3 separate regions of the Homo sapiens genome follow, and regions 1 and 2 are each linked to region 3. A link is an interaction called in ENCODE POLR2A ChIA-PET data of the cell type or tissue named here. Cell type or tissue: MCF 10A. All regions are shown on one strand. Each heading gives the region's core, and the rest is flanking DNA. Links, peaks and the distances in the headings are about the cores only. Region 1 overlaps STPG1 (sperm tail PG-rich repeat containing 1). Region 2 has its middle 37 kb from the start of LINC02800. Region 3 has its middle 25 kb from the start of GRHL3.

The links. ChIA-PET counts read pairs that join two places held together with the same protein. Peaks named below come from ENCODE experiments on the same cell type or tissue, not always from the same donor. Only the 100,000 strongest peaks of a DNase experiment are listed, where the experiment ranks them.
Region 1: POLR2A ChIA-PET joins it to region 3 with 12 read pairs; 3 of 35 experiments call an interaction of 5 or more read pairs at or near these places.
Region 2: POLR2A ChIA-PET joins it to region 3 with 15 read pairs; 6 of 35 experiments call an interaction of 5 or more read pairs at or near these places.

Annotation. Positions count from the first base shown.
Region 1 is chr1:24,378,588-24,384,573 of GRCh38, reverse strand. STPG1 (sperm tail PG-rich repeat containing 1) reads left to right here. Exons shown (of 9, transcript NM_001199013.2): 4 at 571-672; 5 at 4,751-4,921. Among named protein-coding and RNA genes, the nearest start is that of STPG1, 32 kb to the left of the region's middle. RefSeq lists an enhancer at 5-54. In MCF 10A, for the core only: no CTCF peak of the experiment used is centred there; DNase peaks (open chromatin) are centred at 2,343 and 4,493.
Region 2 is chr1:24,234,070-24,240,055 of GRCh38, reverse strand. No RefSeq gene overlaps it. Among named protein-coding and RNA genes, the nearest start is that of LINC02800, 37 kb to the right of the region's middle. In MCF 10A, for the core only: no CTCF peak of the experiment used is centred there; DNase peaks (open chromatin) are centred at 3,075 and 3,645.
Region 3 is chr1:24,291,469-24,297,454 of GRCh38, reverse strand. No RefSeq gene overlaps it. Among named protein-coding and RNA genes, the nearest start is that of GRHL3, 25 kb to the left of the region's middle. In MCF 10A, for the core only: a CTCF peak has its summit at 2,544; DNase peaks (open chromatin) are centred at 2,414 and 2,954.

The sequences.
Region 1 (5,986 bases), core at 269-5,268, 87 kb before region 3:
GCATCATTCAGCACTTGAGCCTCAAGAGCTTGCCTCTTTTTGTCTGAGAGTTAGAAATGGCCTGGTTTGGGTTGAAGGTTGTTTTTGTTTCATTTTGCTTTATAAACAGAAACACTCCCTGGTTTCTCTTCTGAAAGGCTGAGGAGGAAGCTGAGTCAGGTGGGGTGGGGTGAACATGAAATCGCTCACCCTTCCCTTGCCGTGGGTCTGGCTTACCCAATCACTGCACACTGACTTGCACATCAGCCGCATTCAGTGTCCCACTTTAGGCCCATTTCTCTAATGACTTGAAAAAACAACTGTGTTCTTTTGGAATGCGGCAGGGCATAGTGGAAAGAGCAAGGGCTTTGGGAGTCTAGCCTGGCTTGGAATTCCAGCCCCACCACTTGGTAACTGAGACGAAGATCGGGCAAGTCAGGAAATGGTGGAGCTAGGCTGTCACCCACCAAGTGGTGGTAGCGCCTGTGCTGTGGGATTACAGTAAGGCTTAGTGTTAATGGATGTAAAGCCTGTGGAAAAGCACAATGGAATTGAAGTATCTCGATGACACCACCTTCTCTTCCCTTTCAGAATGATATCCCAGGACCTGGGTTCTACAATGTTATTCACCAGTCACCGGTGTCCAACAGTGTCTCATTGTCCAAGAAAGGAACTTGCATGTTTCCCTCAATGGTGAGAACCACTTCTCTTGAGTAAAGCATTAACTGGTCAGTAATTTCCTTCATTCATTGCATAATTATATATTGGACATCTGGTCCTTTCTCTCCAAAGGCCTATGGTTCTAATTAGGAGAGTAACTGCCTCCTCAAATTTCATGCAAGTAAATTGGACCCTGTGTCTCTAAGTAACTTTTTCCCATCTCTACCCACTGCCAGGGTGGGAAGAGAAGCCAGAGGAATCTTGAGAACTTGATCCTTCCAAACCAATTTTGTTATCACTGAGTGCACTAAGCAAGTATTTTCCTGAGATGTTTAGGCATGCCAGGAAATAGTTACTCTTACACATCTTGGTGTAATATGATTTTTACAATGCTTAATCTAATTGGTTGTCAAACTATTGAGAAATCTGATAGGACTAAAAAGAAAGCCGGCAGTGGGCCTGAAAAGTACTGGCCCCACCCCTTTCCTTCTCTTCGTAAGATATGGGACTTAATTTTTGTTGAGGGCTGTAACAATCAAGTAGCTATATGAATTGCCAATGACCCTGACCAGAGTTGGGCAAAGATAGGCTTCTTAAAAATGTTTATACATTGTCAAGAAAAATAGATACAGCAAAATAGATAAATGGTCAAGAAAAACAGATACAGCAAGGGGAAAGATACAAACTAGGGTAAGGCTACCTGAGGAAGAAAAGTGAAAAGTGGACAGGCACGGTGGCTCATGCCTATAATGCCAGCATTTCGGAAGGCCAATGCGGGAAGATCACTTAAGCCCAGGAGTTCAAGACCAGCTCGGGCAACATAGTGAGACCCCATCTCTACAAAATAATTTAAAAATTAGCCAGGAGTGGTGATGTGTGTCGATAGTCCCAGCTACTCGGGAGGCTGAGGTGGGAGGATCACTTGAGCCCAGGAGGTTGAGGCTGCAGTGAACTATGATTTCACCATCACACTCCAGCCTGGGTGACAGAGGCAGACTCTGTCCAAAAAAAAAAAAAGTGAAAAGAAAGCAAGCCCAGACTCTAACATTAAATTAACAAACATATGCCATCTTGTCCCTTTAAAAGTTATAATAATTTCTTGCACAGATGTATTATGATGCCTGACATTGGAATTGATTTTTTTTTTTAACCACACAAAGGGACCATTTAAGACACACTAAATGTAGCTACATCTTATTGGAATTCGAATTTGGCAGAATCGGATACTCAAGGAACAGACCAGCTTTGGAGTTAACTCCCCATTACCGAAGAAGCTGAGTTTGTACATGGCCTCAGTAGGTCCACAGAACAGCCATGCCTCTACCTATTTTTCTGCCACCAGCTCTGCTAGGAAAGAAGCTCAAAAGAAGTGCCGTCTCATGAAGTCCTGGTGTAGAAGACAAGACTTCAGACCTGATCCTGCCTCAGCTGTGGATTCTTGACGTGACCTCAAGCACGTCACCCTTCTGTGTCCCAGTTGCCTCATGAAAGTGGAGACTCCCTGGAGGCACTGGGCAAATTAACGTTGCAATGAGTGAAATGCTCTTTGAAACAGCAAAGCATTATAAACATGCTAAATATTATGATTGTTACCACCTGAGTCACAAACAATACTTCCTGCAACACCTAGGTTTTCTCTCCGAGAACTTCTTTGCTAAATAATGGCACTGCCCATTCCTTCTTGGTGCCAACAAAGAGACTGAATCAGAGGACACGATTGGTTGTCTACAAGGCTTTGCGTGCGGTAACTTTCCAAATGAAAAGCCTGACTATCTGGAGGAGAAGGGGCCCAAGGCAAGAGCTGAGTGTTACAGAACCTAGCCACGCCTTTCAGGCCTTTAAAAAATTCAGAACCAAACCCTAAAGAAGGCAGACTTTGAGCTGCTCAGGCTTCCCCCTCTCCTCCCTTTCACAAATATGGGAATTTGTATTTATAGTTATGTTACACTCAGGTATAAGCACTTAAGGTCCTGTACCTGGGGATGGGTGCCTGAAGTGGTCGATGGCGATCTATTAGGAGATCTCTGCGTTTTACCTCATTCCCGTGTGAACTGGATGAGAATTTCATATCCCCCACCCCACCGCCTCTTTCAGTAACTTTCACCTTTAGCACCTCCTCCGCTTCTGCATCCCAAGACTTAGAGGGAATTAAAAGTAGCTCTCATCAGAGAAAGATCAGAATGACCAGTAGGAATGTGATTATGGGTGAGGCTGACCAAAAAACTCTGTGGGTCTATAAATTTTAGAAACTTCCTCATGACTGTTGAAACAACTACACCCAACCTTTTGAGAGACCTGTCATCTCTCTAAGTCTGAATGATATAAAGAGCTTTATTAGTATATTCCAAATCTTTGCTCCAGAATCTTCCACAGGACTGACTAGGAGAAGTGTATGAGGCAGGTGGGTGGAGAGTTTGATGGCCTCTCTGTATTTGCATGCTGGCAGGAGTGGCTCTAGAAAAGTTAGTAGGTGCTGGAGAGAAGTTCATAAATGCCGGCATTTGGCCAGATTGGAGGCCACAGGCCTGGCAAGTAAACCAAGGGGTGTGTAGTGTTGGTGAGTGAGTGTTACTGTAGCCACATTCTGAGACTAATTCTATTACGATACTTTATAAAACATTGCCTCTACTGGGACTTTTTTGGGAAGAAGTTTTTTCATTTTCAAAATGTAAGTTGTAGGTGTTCTAAACCAAAAAAGAGTCTATGATTGAATGGGCTTGCTGTTATCCCAGAGCCATGTCGCTCAACCCTTTCCCCTTTAGAATGGGCTCTCTGATCCATGTCATGTAGTGGAGGCTGACTGCTTGGGTAGGAATGCTGGTCCTCCGCCTGAATTAGCTGGGGAAGTTCAGCTTCCTCATCTGTAAAGTAGAGATAATCATAAGATCCACTGCTCAGGGTTGTCCTGAGGATTCAACACAAAAACCCACCAAAGGTATTGGTTAACTCTTGGCCAGAATGAAAAAGATGAAGCACGTTCAAAGCTGGGGTGACCTTACTTCTAGGAGCATCAGCAAATCCTTACACACTGCATGTAGCCACTTCTTATTAGAATTCGAGTTTGGCAGAGTTGGATACTCAAGGAACAGATCAGCGTTGGAGTTAACTTCCCATTACTGAAGAGGCTGGGGTTGAGCTGGGGCTTGAACCCAGGTTAGGCTCTGAACAACTTAGGCTCTGGACAAGAACACTCCCGCTTCTGGTGCTACACCCCCCCAAATGCTAGTGGGGGTCCATAAACCAGACGCTGAGGACCGTCACCACCAAGCACAGAGTGAAGTAGGGGGGCCCTAATGCCTTCCTTTTGGCTCACCCACTTTCTGTGTTTGTGTAGTTATTGATTCCTATCAAGTGAGAAAATCCAGGGCAATGTTCTCAAGCTTTTGACCATTAAATAGTGGGAAATTTTTTGTTTTATCAGACTCCAATACTTGCCATGCTATCTTAGGGGAAAGTGATGTTATCACTGAGTTTCTGTGACTTTTGTCCCTGTTCTTTTGACAAACATTGATTCTGTTTGTTTTTTAACTGAAGATAATTTATCGTGGCTTCCTGAAAGGGTGGGATTGGTTCTGTTAAACCGTGAAAATACTGTAGGATTTGATGAAAACAGTAATTTGGTGGAGGGTAGGAGGCACAGATGGACAACAAGCCCCCTGGAGCTTTGTTTGAAGCAAACTCGTTGCTTAGGCAGTTCAGATCATTTAACCTTAGAAACAAGATGTGAGATTTTACTCAGAAGAAAAGCCTAGGCTGAGAAGAGCATCTAAAGCTTCCTATCACATAAATTACCCAACAGCTGATGAGTCAAGGGTAAGTGGCCTGGAACAGGATTGGGTGGAAATGCATTTATGGCAAAATCATTTTTGCCAAGTCCCAAACAGAAGATGAATAATTTGAGTTAGTTTACAGAAGCGAGTACAGGTCTGAACTTGCGTTTTCCAAGGGAAGATCCTCAAAGCCTGAGGTCAGTTTATCATTGTTACTGCCAGAGTTTCGCCTTTTATAAAATGCATTTAGACCTTGTGCTGGTCACCATCTTTTTGACATCTGTCCTTCAGATCCACAATATTATGTGACAATGCTGATTCCTTTGGTTGTCTCCTTACAGTGCGCCCGATTGGACACCATCATTTCTAAATACCCTGCAGCGAATGCATACACTATCCCATCGGATTTTATTTCCAAGAGAGACTTTAGTAATTCGTGTTCCAGCATGTTCCAGTTGCCAAGCTTTATGAAAGCTCTCAAGTTTGAAACTCCTGCACCAAACTATTACAATGTAAGAACTCTGCCTATGCTTGCTAAATACAGATCGAATTAATGGTTTACTAAAATAAAAGGAAGAGGGGATCTTGGGGACATCGTATTTTAATGCAGTTGTCAAGCCAGTTAGCATTTGTTGACTACCCAATGGGTGCCTAAGGCTGTACAAGACTCTTACAGGGAATTTGCAGACCCCAGAGATCAGGATGGGCAACATGGAGGCCAGTATCAAGCTGTGGGGAGGCCACTGCCCTGAGAAACACATATTCTAATTACTCTTGTCCTGTAACCTTTCTGGGACGTAGTTTTCTCATCTGTAACAATGGGTGTATTATTTACCACTTTGTCTGCAGCCACTAATGATTTACTTTTTAGGTTCTTCTAGGGAAAATAAACTTTCATATCAGAAAATAGGTGTTTTAACAGTCGTGCCCTGCTGTGCCAATTATGATCGCTTTGTATTCACTGACGCAGAATGGCATGGATGGTTAAGAGATGGACTCAGGAAGGTTTGGTTTAGCTCTCATCTGTTGCCACTTTCTAACTGTGCGGCCTTCGGCAAGTCCCTTAACCTTTCCAGGGCTTAGTTTACTGATCTGTAAAATGGTGATGTATGTTCACCTCATCGTGTTAATGCAAATATTAAATGAGATAATGTATGCTTCATGCCCAGGACAGCACCAGTCACACAAGGACCACACAATACATGGAGATTGGTAGGGCTGTCTTTGTTAGTACATGAAGGGTATTTACTTACCCTTAAATACAAGCAAGTAAGTAAGTCACAGCCCCCACTGTACAATGGAATCAATTCTACTTGCCCTACAGGGTTACCATAAGGCAACGAACGTGAAAGCACTCTGAAGTGCGCAAGATATGAATTGTACTTAAGACATTAATGTTATGCCATTTTCCAAACTATTTTGGTTTTATACATTTATTATACCATTTCCTTTTTTCCTTCATAATATTGATAATTAATAATTATTTTTCTGACTACAAAAATCCTGCCCACCTTCTATGATGGATTCAAGCTTTTTTTTGAGACGGAGTCTTGCTCTGTTGCCCAGGCTGGAGAGCA
Region 2 (5,986 bases), core at 646-5,645, 58 kb after region 3:
ACACTTCAGCATCATTTGATATGTTACAATGGGCATATATTTTAATCATCATCATCATTGTTAATATTATTTTGTAATTAACAAAACAGGGAATATAGGTGTTCCTTGTATTGTTCATGTTACTTTTCTGTAAGTTTGGAATTACATAAATTTAAAAACTTAAACATTTTAAAACAAAACAAAGTAAAAATAGTTTACTTTTTCAAGAAATTAAATACTAAACCCGTACAGATCCCTTTCGAAACTGCTAACTAAGCTGAAATGACCCACACAAAAATATTCAGATTAAAAAAAGGAAGGTCTGGGCTTTGGATGTGACCCTCCTCTTCAGTCCAGGGGAATCCAAGGCCCCTCTTCATCTGATAATTCATGAAGCATGGAGAGTGTTAAACTGTGGTCATGACTCCTATGCAGAGGCTAGAGAGAATCTGTGGCCTCCTGACATCTTAGGAAGATGTTTCTCTGTGCATCTTTTGTGCGTCTTCGGCTCTTGTCCGATTCTCAGAGGGTCTGTGACCTAAAAGAGGCTAAAGTCCAGAACTTTGCTTTATCTTTAAATTCTGTCATTTGCAGATATGATTTCAGTAAGTCAGCCTACAAACTGAAAACTTTAACAGCCAGGACAAACACGATGATTTTTATTCATTATACTATATTCATTATACTAAAATTCACTGTAAAAATGAGAAAATCCTATAAAGCCAGAATATCTGCAATTATAATTTTTTATTTTCTGTTTTTGTTCATTTCTACTTTTTTCTTTTTTTTGAGACAGAGTCGTGCTCTGTCACCAGGCTGGAGTGCAGTGACACGATCTCAGCTCACTACAACCTCCGCCTCCCGCGTTCAAGTAATTCTCCTGCCTCAGCCTCCCAACGCATCCACCACCATGCCCAGCTGATTTTTGTATTTTTAGTAGAGACGGGGTTTCACCATGTTGGCCAGGATGGTCTCAATCTCTTGACCTTGGGATCCATCCACTTCAGCCTCCCAAAGTGCTGGCATTACAGGAGTGAGCCACCGTGTCCAGTCCATTTCTACTTTCTAAATATACTACAGTGAACACGTATTATCTTGGCAATAATAAAATTCTATGAATACATTTATTAGTATAAATATAAACATGTATATTGAACGATGCATAGACAAAAGCCTAAAAGAAATCACACCCAAGATACTCACCATGTTTATGCATGAGTGATGGGGTTGTAGGTTTTTAAACTTTCTTCTTTGGGTTTACTAGGAGTTCCTACATTTTCTTTATTGCTTTTGGAATAGGGGAGAAATTATTCTGAAGCAATACGAAATCACTCCCCTCAGCTGGGTGTGGTGGCTCATGCCTGTAATCCCAGCACTTTGGGAGGCCAAGGTGGGCGGATCACTTGAGGTCAGGCGTTGGAGACCAGCCTGGCCAACATGGTGAAAACCCGTCTCTACTAAAAATACAAAAGATTAGCTGGGCGTGGTGGTGGGTGTCTGGAATCCCAGCTACTTGGGAGGCTGAGACAAGAGAATTGCTTGAACCCAGGAGGCGGAGATTACAGTGAGCCGAGATGGCGCCATTGCACTCTAGCCTGGGTAACAAGAACGAAACTCCAACTCAAAAAAAAAAAGAAATTATCAGTTCCCTCCTGTTGATCATTTAAGATCTCTTTTTTCTAGCCCCCCGCCACCCCACAACTGGCACCCTTTCCTGCAACGCCTCTCACTCCACATTCGTAGCCTTGTTTGGAGAAAGCGGGGACAAAGAAGGCTCACCCAGCCATGCTGGGGATGAGTTTCTTTTGGGGCTCAGCCCCTGAGTCACATGAGAAACCCTTAAGCACAAACTCCAGACATCTCACTCTCTCTCCCACCGCTGCATTCTCATGGGAGAGTTCAAAGGTTGAAAGGGCAATCTAAGAGTTGGAGTAGCTGAGGCTCAGACAGGCTGAAGGAAAGAGGCTTTCTCAGATTCAGGGATTTTTCTAGATTCAGGGATTTTTCTAGCACAAGAGGAGCAGGGTAGAAATTGGGAGGCTGGGCTCTGACGTCAGGCTGCCTGAGTTCTAATTCCAATTCTCCTGAAGTATTGGAGTTCCAATACCAGCTGTGTGACTTCAGGCTAGTTCCTTAACCTCTCTGAGCCTCGGTTTCCTCATCTGCAAAATGGGGTAGTGATAGTACCAAGAAGGAGGTTGTGTGATATGAAGACATATCAGTAAAGCATCCCATAAAATGTGAAATCATGAACACTCTCCCTCAGTAAATGAATGATTTATCGAAACCTGCATAATTTCATAGCAGGCAGACCAAGAAAATTGTAATCTCTTCACACCATAGCTATAGGGTTGCACCACTTTGGCAGGTGAACAAACACACGAACCACCTTTGTCGATATTAGTCTCGAAGTACGTGAGGTTGAAATGATATAAGGTCTTTAGTGAAAGGGCTTTCATATTTTAAGAAATTCATCCTCCCAGGATAGTAAAATTCCAATGACATACTTTATGTGCAGCACCTAGGTTAGTGCCCGGCAAGAGTGCTTCATGTGCAAATATCTACTCAAAAAGATGACTTGGCTTCCTGCCCCTGGGGCCTGGCAGCCACCCTGAGACCCCATCCAACACTGCTGTCCCCACCTTTCCTACAGGGGAAGGGGCTGCTGGTATTCTCCTGGCGAGGGTCCCATCTGGTTCTCGCCCCAGAAACAGAAGGTAAATAGGGGCTGGGGGCTTGCAACAGAAATCCTGGAACTCCTCCTGGGCTAGGAAGTAGTGTCCCAGCAACAAGTCAAAAGTGGGAGCAAGGGCATGTGGTATGTGACCCCAAGATGCTCCTCTTCCCCCTGGCTTGGGGGTCCCTACTTGTCAGTAGTTTATACATCACCTCCTCCAGGAAGCCACCCTAGCTTCCCTCTCCCCATCCTACAACCAGAGCCTCTTCTGGCTTCCTCACACTCTGCTTACCCCATCACAGCACTTGGCACAATCGATTCCAATAGCGTGTCCGCTTGCTCAATGCTACACTCCCCGTGCCTCCCACCTGGTAGACCGAGAGCTTTGAGGAGGACAGGGAGTGTGTTTTATTGTCTGTATCTCTGGCATCTAGCACAGGGCTCAGAGTGGGCCCTCCATAATCAGGTATGTGAGTAAGTGCCTGAGCACATGAGTACATGAGTAATTTGGCACAACTTGTAGGGCAGAGGTTAAGAATCTGGGCTTCAGAGCCAAACAAACCTTGATCAAATCCCAGCTCCGCATCTCCCTGGCATGGAACTTGGACGAGTTCTTTCCTCCCTGGGCCGTGTCGTCCTCATGGGTAAAGTGGAAATAATAACAGTTCCCAAAGCACCAGTTATTGTGAGGGTTAAAGGCAGCAGTCACAACAAAGAATGAGCTCAGAGCCTGCATGCGTTCCATAAATGCAAGTATTCCATAAATGCCCTCTGTGCTGCTGTCTCCCCAGCTCCTAGAAGTGTGGCGGCTGGAAGCCTCCATCCCCTCCACCCTAGGAATGTGAAGGGCCCGCCTCGGTGGCAGTGTAGGGTCGGGGGAAAGCTGGTGGGCTTCCTGACCTGGATCCACTGCTCCTTTCAGAGACAAGGGTTGAGACACTGGCCTCAGCCTGGCTCACCCTTCCTGGGCCTCAAAGGCTGGGGCTCCCCCTCTCCTTGTCAAAATTAGCCTATCACATCCTGTGAAACTCAGGTGGGTGACTCAGAGACAGGCGGGCCACCTCGATTGCTGTTCCCAGGGCTGGGCTCATGGGCAAGGCGAGGCGTGGGCCCTCCACACACACCCACACCCCACAGGGACCCCGGGCCAGCAGCGAGCACCCCTTCCTCCCTCTCAGAAGCAGCCAGGGAAGCCCACCTCCCCTGACTTTTTCTCCTCTTTTCTTTTCTTCCCACTCGTCCAGCCTCTTGTTTTCTGCCCCCAAGGTGAAACGTGAGATCTGTCATTAGAAATTACCATGACTGACTGTCTAGCAGCTGACAGCATTGAGGAGAAGGGAGGAGTGGGGTCTGCGGGGCTGGCTCAGTGGGTTTTTCCCCAGTCCCTCTCCCGACTGCCCTCCCAGGATGGCAGAGCCAGATGTGTTCACATCCAAAACACACTAATTGTTTCTGGAAATCATCTGGGAAGATCTTCCTACAGCTGCAGTTCTCAAAAGGTGGTCTGTGGACCCTTGGGCATCCCGAAGTGCCTTTGAATCTTTCACCTTTTACCAAAGACCCTTGGAGGGGGGCCACAAGATCAAAACCATTATAATCATCCTGAGATGATGTCTTTATCACTCTCATTCACTCACAAATATTTAATGGAGTTTTCCGGGAGCTCTGTGACATGTGACATTGCAACAGATTGAATGCAGAAGTAGATACAATAATCCTGCGTGGTGGCTCACACCTGTAATCCCAGCACTTTGGGAGGCTGAGGCAGGCAGATCACTGGAAGCCAGGAGCTCGATACCAGCCTGGCCAACATGGCGAAACCCCATCTCTACTAAAAATAGAAAAAAATTAGCCAGAGATCGTGGCACATGCCTATAATCCCAGCAATGCAGGAAGCTGAGGCATGAGAATGGCTTGAACCCGGGAGGCAGAGGTTGCAGTGAGCCGAGATTGTGCCACTGCACTCCAGCCTGGGTGACAGAGTGAGACTCTGGTTAAAAAAAAAGAAAAAAAGAAAAAAGAAAAAAAAAGAATCCAGCTGTCTCCTGTGAAGCCAATCATTAAAGAGACCTGCAAAAATACAAAACGATGCCACTCCTTTAATTGGTTTTAATTTGGAAAATTGTGTCATTTCTTATAAAACTATGTTTTGTGTTAACATGTGATGAATTTATTATCCTCGCTTTAAATCAGTTTCTCAACCTTGGCACTATTGACATTTGGGCCAGATAATTCTGTTTATTGGGGGGTGCATCTGTGTATGGTAGGATGCATCTCGGATGCTGAGCAGCATCTCTGGCCTCACTACACACTAGACGCCGGTAGCATGCCCCATCTCCAGCTGTAACAAACAAAAATGGCTTCCAGCCTCGTCAAGTGTCCCCTGGGAGATAAAACTATCCCTGGTTGAGAACTACTACTTTAAATAAATGAATTACTACTTTCAATAAATGAACTAATTAATTAATTAAAATTTCCCAGTTTCAATTTCTAGTATGACAATTAGCAATAAATATAACAAAACTTTCAATGACTTTTATCTTCTTTTTTTTTTTTTTTTTTTGAGATAGGGTCTCACTCTGTTACCCAGGCTGGAGTGCAGTGGCCTGATCACAGTTCACAGCAGCCTCAACTTCCTGGACTCAAGCAATCCTCCCACCTCAGCCTCCTGAGTAGCTGGAGTCCCAGCTACTTGCCACCATGCCCGGCTAATTTTTTAATTTTTTATAGAGATGAGGTCTCACTATATTGCCCAGACTGATCTCAGACTCCTGGGCTCAAGTGATTCTCCCGCCTCAGCCTCCCAAATTGCTGGGATTGCAGGTGTGAGCCACTGTGCCTGGTCACTCAGTGACTTTTAAGAGTGTAAAGTGGTCCAGAGACTAAGAATTTTAGAAACCTCTGCCTTAAACCACACACAAGGCATCATGGGTTTGCAGATGAGGACAAAGGACTGGCAGCTCCGACGTTTTTCACTGGCGTGTTCCTGCAGAGGAGAGCACTCCTCACTGTATAACTGTGGGAGGTGTGAGTCAGCCTCCCACAGAGGGGATTCTTTTTGTCCTTTTAAATAACATTTCTTTTGCTTTTTCAAATAACAAAACAAAATCAGCACATAGGGTGGCAAACATACGAAAACACAAGGGGGTGAGAAAGAATCTCCAATGATTCCACCCAAGAAATAACTACACTTCACATTTTGGTGTTTTGTCTTAATAGTTAAGGAACTGAGTGACATGGTTTGGATCTGGTCCCAAATTGCATGCAAATTGTAATTCCCAGTGTTGGAGGTGGGGCCTGGTGGGAGGTGATCAATCATGGGGGTGATTT
Region 3 (5,986 bases), core at 542-5,541:
CTTGCTCAAGGTGAGGTGATGCCAAGACTGTCTAGGCTTAGCTTCAGGCTTCCAGCTGAGGAAGCTGAAGAGATTCAGTAGCAGAAGCCTCATAAAGAGAGGCTTCCCCCAGGGCCCTGCTTGTTCCTGGCTCCTGCTGAGGAGCAGACATAGACCAGACAGGCTGGGACATAGGGCTGGTTCCATACTCAAAATCCTGGTTGCCTTAACCTGGGTTTAAACAGCACATTTTGATAAACAGCCCCGCTCTGAGAACTGTACAGTGTTGCTAAACCCAGCCTCTCAGGGTAAAGCAAGGCAAGGGGAAAACAAACATTTTATGGCTGTGGAAAGACAGCCACTCCGGCCCCGTGCCCTTCTGTGACAGCTCTCATTACAGGAGAAGCTAGATCTAGAGGGAAAAAAGGGCCACACAGTCAAATACAAATATGGTGAACAATGATTTCTCTTTATTGTTTTGAAACAGAGTCTCGCCCTGTCACTCAGGCTGGAGTGCAGTGGCGCGATCTCATTCACTGCAACCTCCGCCTCTGGGGTTCAAACGACTCTCCTGCCTCAGCCTCCCGAGTAGCTGGGATTACAGGCGCCCACCACCAGGCCCCGGCTAATTTTTGTATATTTAGTAGAGACGGAGTTTCACCATGTTGGCCACGCTGGTCTCGAACTCCTGACCTCAGGTGATCCACCCACCTTGGCCTCCTAAAGTGCTGGGATTACAGGTGTGAGCCACGGCACCCAGCCTAATGATTTCTCTTTAGCTTCAACTCCCTGGGCTTTCTGGACGGTAGGGCTGAATTGAAGAAGGCATAAAAGCAGAAATTAGCCACTGACCTTGAGATATTTTTGTCTGAATCTGGGAGACAATTTTAAGCTAAGCTGGGGTTGGATTTACCAGAAATATCCAGGGGTTTACTTTTATTATTTATTTCAAATGTAATATATGTTTGTGGGAGAAAATTTTCAGAATTACCAAAGGCAATAAATAACTAAAAATTTAAAAACATTACTCCACCATTCAATGCTGATATTTTAAAACCTTCCAACCTATTCTTTCCATAGTAGATTTTTTTTCACAAAAATGGAATCACAGACAAGATATTATGTTTTATAAGCTTGCTTTTTTCTTTTTTTTGAGATGGAGTCTCGCACTGTCACCCAGGCTGGAGTGCAGTGGCGCGATCTCAGCTCACTGCAACCTCTGCCTCGTGGGTTCAAGCGATTCTCCTGCCTCAGCCTCCCGAGTAGCTGGGATTACAGGAACCCACCACCACGCCAGCTAATTTTTTTTATTTCTAGTAGAGACGGGGTTTTACCATGTTGGCCAGGCTGATCTCGAACTCCTGACCTCATGATTCACCCGGCTCGGCCTTCCAAAGTGCTGGGATTACAGGCGTGAGCCACCGCGCCCAGCCTAAGCTTGCTTTTTTCCAAAAAATGTATCAATAGATTTTGTTGTTATTAATGAATGTATCAATAGTTCTTAAGCCCACTGGGCAAATTATTAAGACTCTGTAACTAGAAATGATTCCCCCGCAGCATCCTGAGAGATGAACATGATTCCGCACAGTGACTTCAGGGTGGCTTATTAAGGGGATAAACTCCTCCACCTCTTCTTGTTAAGCATGTCTGTTCGACAGTCCAAGCCCAAGATGAAAGGCAAGTGGCATGGCTGAATCAGCACTTTGGTCCCACCATGCCTGCCACCTGTTTTATTAAGCGTGCCAGTGTGTCAAGTGCTGAGGAATGAAAAGAAGGGTGTTGTTGTCAACCGTGACTTTATCCCCTCACTCCAGGCCTTCCCTCAGCCACCTCAGCTGGAGAGGCCTTGAGGCTGAGGAAAAAGTGCCTTCCAGGAAAGCAACTGCACACATTTACCTCAGAAAATAGGAAGCCCCCAAGAGCAGTGAATGAAACATTACTTTGCTGTCTTTGGAGGCCAATTTCCAGGTCTCTCCATTTTAAAATGAATGCAGATACAAAATCTCCTCAGTCCCCTGTAGCCGCGTGTGTCGTGTTTGTCCCCTTGGGACAGAAAATGGTGAGCTTATGTCCTGTGGTGAGCAAGAGCCCCCCTTGACCTGAAGTAGCTTCCATCCGTCCCTCAGCCTCCCCCTTTTCCTTTCCAGTAAAGAAACCCAGTTGCCTGGTACAGTGTCAGACTTTGCAAGGCTGTTAACGACCTATAAAAGTCCAAAGACAGACTACTCCAGAAGGAGGAATCACTGACTAAGGAAATCCTGAATGCCCTAAGCCTGCTCATTAACAAGAGGCGAATAATAACAGCCAAAGTGGAGAAGCTCATAAATTACCCAAGGAAGCCCAACGAAGTTGGGGGGTGGGGCCTGACCAATGGAATCCAGGGTTCACTTCTGGGGTTAATGGAATCCTGGCTGGTCCCTGGGATTGCCCAAGGCCAGGCGTGGTGTTTCCTTCCTGCCTTGCTGGGAGAGGTGTGGAAGTTTGAGGGAGGTGATTATTGCAGAGTCACCAGCAAATCAGGGCGATACTTGCTCTGGGCCACAGAGGGAAGTGGGTCACGCACTGGAGAGTATTAGAACTCCAAGCTTTGTCTTGGCGATGTGCTCCCAGATAAGTAAACAACATCCCTCCCTTTCCCTCCCCCTACTGGGCATCTTCCACTCCCAGTCATTTATCACAGGCTGAAGAAAACACATTATTAAAAAGAAAAAGGAAAGGCGGGGAGGAAGACCTAGGACTTCTCAAACCCCTTTCCTTCCAAGAGCTCCAGGCTCCATGCTATGATCACTATGAGCTTCCCGGACGGGCTTCCACACCCCCAGCAAACTGGGGGATGAGTTTAATTTGCTTTCCATTAAAGCTCCTGCTACTTACTAAAGATTTCACAACGTAATGGCTCAGTATAAGCAAAATGGAAGCCCCAGGCATGACTCAGCCCACCTTTTCATGACTCAGGATCTGGAAGAAATTGGAGAATGTATGATCAAATCTCGCCTGTGGCACATCCAGTACGAAGAGGTTTCCCAATGCCCTGATGTTTGTGTCTGTGTAGACGGTGATTTCATCACTCCACCAATAAAGCCTAACAGTACCAACAACAGCAAAAGAATATGGTAGCTGACCCTTATGGAGCCTTATCCATCCCAGGCATTAATAGACACACACGTTTCCTCCTCCGGCCCTCATGCTAAACTCAAGAGGAAACCTAGGCTCAGAGAGGTGACGTGACTGCCCAGATCGCACAGGGTGAGAGCCATGGCCAAACTCGGGGCCCAGTTCCCTAACTGTAGGACTACAACCACATTTTGGTGCCATATTTGATACAAACTCAGGTAGAGGTTAAGATCACGGGCCAAAGAGCCAGAAAGTCCTTGGAGACTGTCTTGGCCGCATACTTTAGGGTGAGTCACTTTGCCTTCCTGAGTCTCACCTGTAAGATGGGGGAAATAATACCGTTTGTGAGGATTAAATGAGATTCTTCACATAAAACGCTTAGCACACTTGTAATAAGTTGTCTGTAACTGTAGGTTGCCATGGACTGGGAGTGCCGGCTTCTGGGGGCACCCAGGTGGGAGGGTTTGGGGAGGGCCCCAGCAGGGCCCTTAGAGGAGCCGCAGAAAGCAGCGTTTGCCATTTCCACAATTTCGATGAAACCCATAATTATAACCCCTCCTGCCACCCCTGGCCCTGGGGCAGTGATAGAATCTTGCTGCTTTCGGGGTCAGGCCTAATCACCACATGGATGGGCAGGCACAGGGTGCTGTGGGAGATGGGTGGGGGACAGGTGGGAGAGGGCACTTGTGTCTGAGTCAGGCAGCAGGACACACCCAGAACTGCACCGTGGCGCACCCACCCAAATGCAGAAGCTGCTGCGGCCCCTTTCACAGGAGATCGCAGAGTGAGATTGCAAGGCCTAGAATTTCTGCCCAGGTTTTTTTCCCTCCTCCCACCCTAGGAGCACATATGTAACATGCTGAATTTGAGCCAAAGTCATATTAAATAACAGCTCCTCTGAATTGAGTTCTTACCGTATACCAGGCCCTAGGCTGGACACGTTTTATTTATATTCTAATTTAATCCTCACAACAGCCCCATGGGATGGTATCAGTTGGGTACACATATGTAGCAGTTACTATGTGCCAGGCACTGTTTTAAGCATTTCACGTCTATGACTATCCACGCCTATGAGGGGAGTACTATTATTTCTCCCTTTTTACAGCTGGAGAAACCAAGGCACATAGAGTGAAGTAATCTGCTCAAGGTCACAGGGCTAGAAAATGAGGGAGCCAGGTCTCAAAGCAGGGCAACTGGACCTGTGCACACACTTAACTTCTACATTACAAGCCTTCTCTACCCCACGAGCTACTGTTATTATCCCCATTTGGCAGATGAGCAAACTGAGGCTCAGAGACCAGAGCCAGGATCTGGCGCCAAGACCCATGCTCAAATCGTTATACCAGACTGGCCTACACTCTGACTGCAGTGCGTCTTTTTTTTTCTTTTTTTTTTTTTTTTTTTTTGAGATGAAGTCTCGCTCTGTCGCCCAAGCTGGAGTGCAGTGGCGCAATCTTGGCTCGCTGCAATCTCCGCCTCCCGGGTTCAAGCAATTCTCCTGCCTCAGCCTCCCGAGTAGCTGGGACTGCAGGTGCGCACCACCATGCTGGACTAATTTTTTTGTATTTTCAGTAGAGACAGCGTTTCATTATGTTGGCCAGGCTAGTCTCAAACTCCTGATCTCATGATCTGCCCGCCTTAGCCTCCCAAAGTGCTGGGATTACAGGCATCAGCCACCGCGCCCGGCCAGTGGGTCTTTTTTCAGTAGGACATGAATGATGTGATTTAAGGAAAAGAGAGGGGCAGAGAGCCCCAGTGCCTAGAAATAACCACAGCCAGTAGCCCTTACACCTGTAAGTGTTACTTTTCTTCTCATTTTATGTATGAAAAAAATTAAGTCCAGAGAGGTGAGGTCCCTGTCCTGCCAGGGAGCAACCGGGCTGAGGCTTGAACCCCTGACTCCTGAGCCAAAGCCCCAGTGTGTCTCTTCTTCCAGGCAAGGTGTCTGAAATTCCACTCTAAGAAATTCATTATTTGGGTCCTGAAAGTGTTTGGCCTTCAAATCATTTAAAAAGAATTTGTTGAGCAGCGACCTTATTCCAGATGTTGTGCTGAGTCAGGGGTTTTCACACTGTGTTTGAGGCCTAGAAGCTCTGAGACAGCGTCCCTGGTGGGTCTGAGATGCTCACACAGGTGGGGCTGCCCCCAGTCCCCTTCCCCATTCTGCCAAGAACTGCTTTCTTATATCTGTTTTATTTTGAGATACGTATAGATTTTGCTTTTGAAGAGAGAGTTCCACAACTAAACATGCTTTAAAATCACTGTATTTGGTCCTGGGGACGTAGAGGTGGTCTGTCATGTCCCAGCTTCAAAGAGCCACCTGGGACAGACAGGAAAACTCATTGCAGTACAGCTTAGCAAACCCCCAGGCAGGTGTGAAGTGCGGAGACAACGCAAAAGAAGAAGTGATTTAGCTCTGGGGCAAAGGAGGGAGAAGGCTTTCTAGAGGAAGGGACATTGAACTGAACTTGAAAAGACTCTGGATTCTCTGAGCAGCCGAGGTAGAGAGAGCATTCCAGGTGGAAGGAACAGCATGGCCAAGGCACAGAGGTGTAGTGGGAAGTGTATTGAGGGAACCTGAAGGAATCCTGGAATGGAAGGTGTGGGACACCAGCACATCGTCATCAGCTAGTGGCTGAAAGTGGAGTAGGTCACTTTTAACCATGCTTTTACGGTTAGTGTACTTATGCCGGGTCCTATGCTGGGCAGCGGGGACAAGGATATGAGCTAGACAGAGCTCCTTGCTCTCCCAAATCTCAACATCTGGGGTGGGGAGGGGTGAAGAAATTCAGCCCGGCTCCTGGTCAATGAGAGTTTCTTAGGGTGGGATGTGGGGGGCTGGAGATGATCAAGAGTTAGTTACTGAAGCCCAGAGCAGGGCAAGGCGTAATGC